2 separate regions of the Homo sapiens genome follow, and region 1 is linked to region 2. Evidence: chromatin contacts called from ENCODE Hi-C or POLR2A ChIA-PET data. All regions are on one chromosome and are shown on one strand. The core of a region is the stretch at or near the end of the contact, and the rest is flanking DNA. Distances in the headings are between cores, read along the strand shown. Region 1 overlaps MIR3681HG (MIR3681 host gene). Region 2 overlaps MIR3681HG (MIR3681 host gene).

Region 1 (5,073 bases), core at 202-2,701, 210 kb after region 2:
TCCAGATCAGTCTCTCTTTCTCTCCGTCTCCGTTCCTCTTTCTCCTCCTTCTCCTTCTTTGTCTTCATTTTTGTCTTCTTCTTTTCTTCATTCTCAATCATCTATCCCTCTGTCTATGATGTAAACCACATACATCATTTACAAATTTTTAAGTAACCACATTAAAAAAAAAAGCAGGTGAAAATAATCTAAATAACATATTTTCCTTAGTCAACTATATCCAAATATTTTCATTTCAACATGTAAGTATAAAAATTATCAATTGAATGTTTTACATTATTTTTCACACTAAATCTTCAACATTTAATTTGTATTGCACACTTACTGCACATCTTATCCACACCATCCACATTTCAAGTGCTCAGTAGCCACAAGTGGCTCACTGATGCCATACCGGACAGCTTAGATTTCTACCCGTACAGAAAATTCTAGAGGAAAATGCCAGGATTATTGTTTCAAAAATATTATGTAAGATTGTAGAGCTTCAGTGGTAGAGCAAACCTAGCAAGAGTTGAGACAGGAGGAATTAAGATTGTCTTAGTCTGTTTTGTGTCACTATAAAGAATATCTGAGGCTGTGTAATTTATTAAGAAAAAATGATTATTTGGCTTATGATTCTTCTGGCTAGAAGGTTCAAGACTGGCATCTGGTGATGGCCTCAGGCTGCTTCTACTCATGACAGGAGAAGGGCAGCCGGCCTATGCACAGATCCCATGGTGAGAAAGGAAGCAAGGGGGAGAGGGAGAGGTACCAGGCTCTCTTTAACAGCCAGCTCTCTCTTGCAGGCATGAATAGAGTTAAAACTCATTCACCCCCAGGGGAGGTATTCCTGAGCCATCTGCCTCTCCATGATTCAGATACTTCCCATTAGGTCCCACCTTCAACACTGGGGATCAAATTTCAATATGAGGCTTGTAGGGAACAAATATTCAAACCATAGTGGAGATGAAGGATTTGTGGATTTCTTATTCCCAGGCTTTTTCTAGGCTCTACCATTTCTTACTGCGAATACAATACCCCAACACCCCTTACTTGTCTCTCTGCTTCCTTTTTTTCTTATGAATGAATGGAGGTGACAAAGGATTTATGACTAAGAGTATTGGTAACAGTGCTCACCTCTGCACCCAAGGCTTACCAACATCGTGTTTTTGTATATACAGGCTGAATACATAACATGCAACCAGGTGGTAATAAAGAATGTTAGTGTCACTTTGTACAAGGACATTATTATAAAAAGTACAAACCATTATCATCTTCACAACTTAGGAGTCCTTTTTAAACTTTGTAATATCCACATGAAGCAAATCTATAGCCTGAATTTCCAAATCTCTCTCTGAAGAAAACAGAAGATCACTTCCTTTCTAACATGAATAATATTTATGCTTACATGTAGGTCAGAGTCAGCCAAACAGCTCTTGTGTCTGAAAGTCTATTTTAGACTTGGCTGTCATGACAACCATGAGATTTGGCCCAGGTGTCTTCTCTCTCCTGACACACAGACAGCAGGTTTGCAGGCCTGGCTGTGAATTCTGGGGAGCAGCACTTAGGAACTGCCATAGGATGATTCAGCCCACTTGGTTTTGGCAGGGGTGCTGACCTAACAGACTGCAAAAAATTCCATTCCACATGGATTCTTAATTTATCAATTTAGAAGAGGACACAGTGGGGAGGGTTATGATCACTAATGGGCAAAGTTGTCATGGTACTGCACGAGCAAGGAAGGCTGGGAAAGAGTGAATAGAGTGAATAAAGGCTATCATTTGAGAGGTGCTCGAACCTAGAATCCAGATTTGAGGTTTCAGTCCTCTGAGCTCACATCCCAGTCCAAGGACATAAGTTATGAAGTAATTCCCTGGGAAGGAGGCCTGCCCTGGCACAGCTCTGACTGCCCATTCTGAATAGCCCATCTCCACTTCATTCTAGTCCCAGGAATCCAGGGGGGTTGGTGACAGCCCTGTCTCTCCTGCCCACCAAACATGTGTGTTTCTAGGATCTCCTATTCTAGGAGACAATGGTTCTCAAATTTGGCTGCATAACAAAATCATCTGGAAAGAAGTTAAAACTCCAGATCCCCTAGTAAAACCCTATATCCATTAAATAAGAATATCTGGGCTAGGAGGCTGTGAAAATCAGGTCAGTACTAGTTTTTCAACCTCCCTAGGTGACTACAACGTACAATCAAGGCTGAGATGCACTGATCTAAAATGAGCTGGGAGTGGACTGTGATATCACATAGAAGCTTGATTTATAGATGTTTTTTAATTAACATAAAATACTAACATAGATTTTATCTGATTAGCCACAACAGTGGTTATCAAAGGGTTGGTTTTACAACGCTTTTTACTCTTAAAAATTACTGAAGATTCCATAGTGCTTTTATTTATGTGGGCTATATCTATTGATATTAACTGTACTAGAAATTATACCTGAGACTTTTTTTATAGCACAAAAATGCAAAAGCACATGTTCTGTTAGCCTTCAGTTTTCTGAAATGCCTTTGAAGGCTTTTCTCCATTGTCTTACCTATTAGCACTTGGCTCCTTTTTACTCATGCAAATTTCTGCAGCCCACTTGAATTCCTCCCTTGAAAATGGGCTTTTCTTTCCTACCACATAGCCAGACTGCAAATTTTTCATACTTACATGCTCCACTTCCCTTTTAAATATAAGTTCTAGTTTTAAGTCATTTATATGATCTTGCACCTGAGCACAGGGTGGTAGAAGCAGCCATGCTGCACTTTGAAGGTTTTTCTTTTTAGAAATTTCTTCCACCAGATACCCTAAATCATCACTCTAAAATTCAAAGTTCTGCAGATCTCTAGGGCAGGGGCACAATGCAGCCAAGTTCTTTGCTAAGGCATGACAAAAGTGACCTTTGCTCCAGTTCCCAATAAGTTCCTCACTTCCATCTGAGATCTTGTCAGCTTGGCCTTCAATATTCATATCGCATATCACTATCAGCATTTTGGTCACAACCATTTAACCAGTTTCTAAGACACTCTGAACTTTTCTTCATCTTCCTGTTTTCTTCTGAGCCCTCCAAACTCTTCTAACCTCTGCCTGTTACCCAGCTCCAAAGTCACTGCCACATTTTCAGATATCTTTATAACAATGCCCCATTCCACAGTAATAATTTTCTGTATCAGTCTGTTCTCTCATTGCTATAAAGAAATACCTAGACCGGATCATTTATAAACAAAAGAGGTTTAATTGGCTCATAGTCCTTCAGGTTGTACAGGAAGCAAGATGCTGGCATCTGCTCTGCTTCTGAAGATGCCTGAGGAAACTTGTAATCGTGGCAGAAGGTGAAGGGGAAGTAGGCATATCACATGATGGGAACAGGAGCAAGAGAGCGAGGAAGGAGGTGCTATACAATTTTATACAACTAAATCTTGCAAAAACTCACTTACTCTCATGAGGAAAGTACCAAGTGGATGTTACTAAACCATGCATGAGAAAACTACTTCCATGATCCAATCACCTCCCACCTGATCCCACCTCCAACATTAAGGATTACATTTCAAGATGAAATTTGGGTTGGGACACACATCCAAACTGTATCAGACAGCCTTTACTTCTGGCCTTAGATTAGAGGACAGAAGAAGTCCATGTGTCTCCTCTGTGGCCCTCATCAAGGTGGAGGCCACATGAGACTTTGTGGCTGAATCAGAGGAACACCAGTAGTTGTAGTGGATGCCTGAGCAGATATCTGGAATCTTGGATGCATGGAGCAATCAATATCTAACATGGTAATTCATATCCTAGAGCTTTCTGTTTTCCCAGGGATTATTTCTGCCACTTTTTTTTATGGCTAAACTTATTCATACTGCAACATTAAAATTGAATAACACTACCCAACTCCTTGGCCATCACCCACCGTCATGTTTCTCTGTTAGGTCGCTCTCCACTGGCTAACACAGAACCTGTACTTGCCCTCTTTCTGGCATTCTCTCTTATGAAATTCTATTTACACAGTCAATCCACCATGTGCCACTTGGCATTTAAGGTCAAGGACCATATTCTTAAACTCTTTATCTAGTTTGTAGCATAAAACCTGTCACACAATAAATGCCCTTTAATTTTGAACTGTATTCATATAATCCTACTATTTACATAAAATAACAGATAATGTATAAAAGTGAATGATACCCAGAAAACACTCAAATCATTGTTATTCCCATTCTATGTTAAAACATAAAATTAATTAACAAAAATTTTTAGGACACTCGTTAACATAAGATTTTATCCACTGTAGACAGAGTTTTGTGCTTTTGGAATTAGCTGCTTAATACCAACAGGAACTTGAAAGCTTAATGCTTCTTTTTTCCTTGTGGTTTCTATTATAATTTTTAGTGGTTTGTTGATCAATCTGAAAAAGAGTACATATAGTTTTGAGACCTCTTGCCTTTTAGCATATTTGCTTTTGAGTCAGCCATGAACTGTCACAGTTGAGAAATACCCTCCTCTGTGTCCCTCTGAATAACCCTCAGGAATCTTCATTCAAGAGAATGGGAATGTAGAAAGGCTTCTGGAACAATCGGGCTTTTGTAGCTATCAAAATTGAGATTCTGTAGTTCTAAGATGGGCCCAAAATTGCTTCTCACCAACTAGAGTTCTTGGTACACAATTTAACCAATTTTTAAAATTAATTAATTAATAATTTTTGAGACAGAGTCTCTCTCTCTGTTGCCCAGACTGGAGTGCAGTGGTACCACCTCAGGTCACTGCAACCTATGACTCCTGGGTTCAAGTGAATCCCCTGCCTCAGCCTCCTGAGTAGCTGGGACTAGAGGCGCATGCCACCACACCTGGCTTATTTTTTGTATTTTTAGTAGCGATGGAGTTTTGCCATGTTGGCCATGGCTGGTCTCCAACTCCTGGCTTCAAGTGATCTGCCTGTCTTGGCCTCCCAAAGTGGTGGGATTACAGGCATGAACCACCATGCCTGGCCAATTTTTTTACCAAATGTTTATGACATTGAGCAAGTCATTTGACTTCAAAGCCTCAGTTTCCTCAACTGCAAACAATCGGAGTGACACTGCCTCATCAGATTGTCAGTTGATTTTATTCCTTC
Region 2 (4,650 bases), core at 306-2,805:
TCACGGGGCCGTCTTCTTCCTGTGTCTCTCCCCATCACTTTCCCTCTGCATGTCTGTGTCTGTGTCCATATTTCCCTTTTTCATGTAAGGACACCAGTCACTTGGATTAGGGCCCACCCTAATTGACTTTATCTTGGTTAAATCTGCAAAGACCCTGTTTCCGAATAACGTCAATTTCTAAGGTACTGGGGGGTTTGGACTTGAACGTATCTTATTTTGGGGGGATATCATTCAACCCATAACAGCAGGCTAGGGATGGATTATGGGATTAGCAAGAAGGTTAGAATTGCAGGGGACTGCAATGGACATGAGGTGGGGGCTTCTTGAGGTCCTCACCTGAGCAGGGAAGGGTCTGGGAAGAGAGACTTTAACTAGAGGCTGAGCCCCACCTTCTGAGGATGTGATGCAGAGGTTCTGCCTCAAATCCTGCCGGAGCATTGCTTTACAATTAATTCTGGAGCCCTGCCTGCAGCTCCAGTTTGTTAAATAGGACTCTGATACCCACTCAGAGGGTTAGAGTCTGTTCCTGCCTTCCATGGTCCATTCTGTACCTGAAAGTCTGAGGCAGCTGCTCTCTGACTTCAAGCATTCATACCAGATCACCTCTTGATAATGCTGGATCAGTTCAGATCAAGCCTGACTTCACACTGATGCTGTGGCCTCCCTATAGCAGTACATATAATAATATGGTTTCCTTAGGTTGAGAACCTAATAGATACATTTCCATTAGATACATCATTTTTGATCCTCACAACAGCCCCATGTGGGGGCTGAACTAGGGTGGGGTAGATACCATCTCCTTGGAATAGGAGAAAGAATGGCAGTCCAGTGAGTTTATATTGCCTTGTACCAGGGCACTGGCTAAGAAGTGGTGAGGCAGGAGCTTGGCCCCTGGTGTAGGTGACTCCACAGGCTTCGTGTTCCATCTGCCCTGGCCTGGGGGACAGCTCTAGGAAGGTTTTGATTCATATTCCTCTTGATACCTGAATAAATTATCCTTTTAAATGGCTACCCACCTCCCTTTAACTTTTGTCTTCTGGCTTCTCAGGCCAAAAGACAGGGGTGACCAGACTGAGACAGCTGGCTGAAGGAACACCGGTCTCTGCCGACACTGCCTATGTCTCTGGGTCTGAACTGTCTGCTGAGTGTGTGGGGGCTCTGAGATGTTCCTGTTCTCCACAGAGGGCCTCTGGCTTTCAAAGCTGTGGGGGATTTATCATGCTTCAAGGTAATTGGAAGATGGACCTTCCAGAACCCCCTCGAGTTAGTCCCTTCTACCTCCTATGAGACCCTCATCATAAATGGTGCCATGAAGGTCTCCTACTGCATGTGACCTCGAAATAAACCAAAGCAGTGGCTTGACAGGTGCATGTCCTTGCAGGCAGAATTCATTCAAGGGGGAGAGCCACAGAGGAGTCACTTTGGAGTCTCTGGGTTTGCAGTGGCCCCTCTGACTTCTTACCACCCACCCTGAGAGGCATGCAGGCTGGTGAAGCATGGACCACGCCAGCTGTTTCTGTCAGCTGAGCCACAGAAGGGAACCACAGGGCCCTGAGGGTGACTTGGCCAACCACAGGGGGCCGGCAGCAGGAGGGGCCGTGGGGACAGCAGGATTTGGGTTTCCGCTTTCTCACAGGCAGACTCAATTGATGGCCTTGGGGTCCTGCCGAGCAGGGGTGACTCAGCTTCCTTTGTGTGCATGGTCGCCTCGCTGAAGAGAGGGGGGCCCTTGACAACCCGGGGCTCCTTCTGCCTCTTCTCACTCCACTTCCTGCTCGAGAAAACCTCTGGTAATTTTTCCAGTCCCTGTTTACCTTAAAACTTGTCGGAAAAAACAAGTTCGCACTTCAGATTTCTACAGCATTTGACACTTTACAAAACGCTTTCTTACACACTGGTTCATCCAATGTTCACACCAACTCTGTGTGATTGTGAGGAGGCTATTGTCATCACAGATGAAACACACAAGGAAAGTGAGACCCAGCCAGGGTAGGAGATTTGTCCAAGGCCACAGGGCTTGTTGGTGGAGGGTTGACTCTGCTGGGAGCTTGAGTCCAGGATCCTAGGATACTCATCCAGGACCTTTGTACACTTTCTTGGGAATGCCTCAATATATTGCTCTTTCCCTGTGCTCATCACATGTTCTAAAAGCACTTTGTTGATTGAGTGACTGATCATAATCTTCATCCATGTCAGATGGATGCTTAGGGATTGAAAAGACATGAGCTTTAGAGACGCAATTCAGTTTCGAGCTATACTAAGACCCTTATTAGCTATGTGACGTTAGATACAGCACACATTCCCTGAGCTGCAGTTTCCTCTGAAGAAGGAGGCTAATAATGCTTAATTTCAAGGCAGTTCTGAGATTTATATGAAATGATACGTGTCAAAGGCCGGCTCAGTACTTGCTACACAGAAGGTGCATGCAATTCAAAGCTCTGTCATCATCCTCACCATCATACTTAGCTTCCAAAATTCAAGAGAGTTGAACTAAATCTCACAGATAGTTTCTTTATACATGGAACAATACCTTTACTTAGTAAGATTTAAAAATTTCTAGACATGAATGCACAAAATAAAGTCAAATATGGTCCTGGTTGATTTAGCCACTATAATTAAAAAAAAGAAGAAGAATAATACCGCATACGTGAATGTCCACATTCAGCTCTCCACATACTCTGTATGAAGGCTTTTCATCATTTCTGTAGACCTGTTTTGTATGGCTAACATTCCTTGCCTTCTTAACAGAGTAGAGCACACATCCACTGCTTTGGGGGATTCTCTGTGTTTCTTACTCTTCATTGGACCATTTGACTTTCTTTATCCCTTCCTCTTGCTTGCAAAGGGTTACAGGGACACTCATCAAGGTGGGGAAGGGACAGTAGGTCTGATTAATTCCAGACTCTAACATGATGCTCATATTTTGGGTAAATGCATAAGCAGTCAGGAAGATCCTTCTTTAAAAAAATACTCTTCCTTTCTTCCACCAACTGGATGTCTTCTGTGTGATAACAAATTATCTTTGAAGTTGAATATATGTCCAGGAAAGATTGAAACTATTGGTGTTGCTATCTTAAATTTCAAACTCCTTGCTGTTAGAAATTATGTTGTAATCATTATCATGTGCCTGTAGCCAGGTTCCCACTAGATTCTCAATGAATGGCTCTTGAACAAGCATGATTCATTCATTCATTCATATAACAAAAATATAGTATGAATGAACCACAGAAGTTCTGCAGATGCTTAAGATTGTATACTACTTTAAGGAGCTCCATTCTGGGGATGAATATCAATGCTTACGGAGGAGAGACTGGATGGAGACCAGGAGGTCAGGCAGGGAGGGGCACTGGCATGAATAAGGAGGCACTGGGTTCAAGGGGGAGACTGTGCATGTGCCAGGTGTATTCAGTGTGTCTTCGCTGGGTGCTGACCATGGGGTATGAGAGGTAGACCTGCCACCTCGAACAGCCCAGAGCAGAAAGCAAGAGGAGTAAGTCCACCTTGGAGGGGCTAGCAGAGTGCTGTGGGAGAGTGAGTGGGGCAGGTGACAAGGACAGTTCTGAGCATTCTAGACAAATTACTGGTTACTCAGGACAATTGCAATCCACACTCACATTTGGGAAACAGATGGACAAGATTAAAAACTGCAGAGAACCAGGGGATATGGAGAGCCTACCCACTAATAGGGACCTTGAATGCATTGCAGTCATTGCTGGGCTGAGTATGAAGGGTGGAAACACTTCTAGGGAGGGGATGTTTACTTTTGTGGTTTGGGAACTTGTCCCAGAGGCCCCTGCCCTGTCTCTTGGTGAAGAGGATTTAAATCATTAAAAATATTGTATGATTTTCTTCACAGAATTCCACTTTCATGAGGAGTGGGAGAATGTGTTTGAAGTCATACCCATTATTTATTATTTAGTGGTTTACTCTTCATTCATTTAATACAGTTCATTGAGCCTCTATCCTATGCTGGTCTTGAGCTGGGGGTTGGAGGTGAAAGATGGACTAAAGTCTGTCCCTGCACTTTAAGGATCTTTCAGTCTAGTGGAAGAGAGTGACTCATAAGTAATTATAAAGCACTGTGGAGAGTATAGAAGGGCAGATACATAAAGAAGGACAGAGAAGGGAGTGGTTAATTAGAATATTGGCTGTCAGGGAAGCTTTACAGAAGATGTACCGGGATATAAAGGATGAATAGGAATTTTCAGGTTGGGAAGGAGAAAGTAGCACTTTAGGTAGTGAAAGTGTCATGAATAATTGCACAAGGGCAGGCAAGTGCATGGCTTGGGAAAGAATGATTAGAGCAGTATAACTGGAGTGCTGTTGCCAGATAACATACAGGAGGCCCAGTGGGATTCGGATCTCAGATAGATGATGAATATGTTTGGCATGTCCCAAGTATTGCATGAAAAATGCTTACATTAAAGACATTATTTTCAGTTTATGCAAATGTAGATTTAAACCTGGTGTTCTGTATTTTTATTTGCTAAATCTGCCAACCATAGACTAGAACATAAAGCAGGTGAGACCACATCATATAGTTCTCCAAAAGTTCTTTAAAAGTGAGAGAGTTTCAACTTCAATCTTGTGGAGTGGCCTTAGGAGGTTTTTAAACAGAGAAGTGATATAGTCAAATTTCTGTTTTATAAA

What was found. A loop is a pair of places that touch in the nucleus more often than their neighbours do. ChIA-PET counts read pairs that join two places held with the same protein, here RNA polymerase II (POLR2A). Pooled maps may share reads with other maps.
Region 1: a loop to region 2 is called in a pooled map, with 1.8 times the contacts of the local background. The contact joins two enhancer-like sites. A Hi-C loop is called at or near these places in 2 of 168 maps with a recorded cell type or tissue (B cell and K562), 7 of 37 single-sample maps with no recorded cell type and 3 of 50 pooled maps. POLR2A ChIA-PET finds 5 or more read pairs at or near these places in 2 of 52 experiments (CD4-positive, alpha-beta T cell and activated CD4-positive, alpha-beta T cell).

The regions. Positions count from the first base shown.
Region 1 is chr2:12,261,385-12,266,457 of GRCh38, forward strand. All of the region lies in intron 3 of MIR3681HG (MIR3681 host gene), which reads left to right. Among named protein-coding and RNA genes, the nearest start is that of MIR3681, 65 kb to the left of the region's middle. Within about 2 kb of position 1,452, at least 3 of the 41 ENCODE cell types and tissues checked have a DNase peak (open chromatin) inside an H3K27ac peak, as active enhancers do.
Region 2 is chr2:12,056,041-12,060,690 of GRCh38, forward strand. All of the region lies in intron 2 of MIR3681HG (MIR3681 host gene), which reads left to right. Among named protein-coding and RNA genes, the nearest start is that of MIR3681HG, 51 kb to the left of the region's middle. Within about 2 kb of position 1,556, at least 3 of the 41 ENCODE cell types and tissues checked have a DNase peak (open chromatin) inside an H3K27ac peak, as active enhancers do.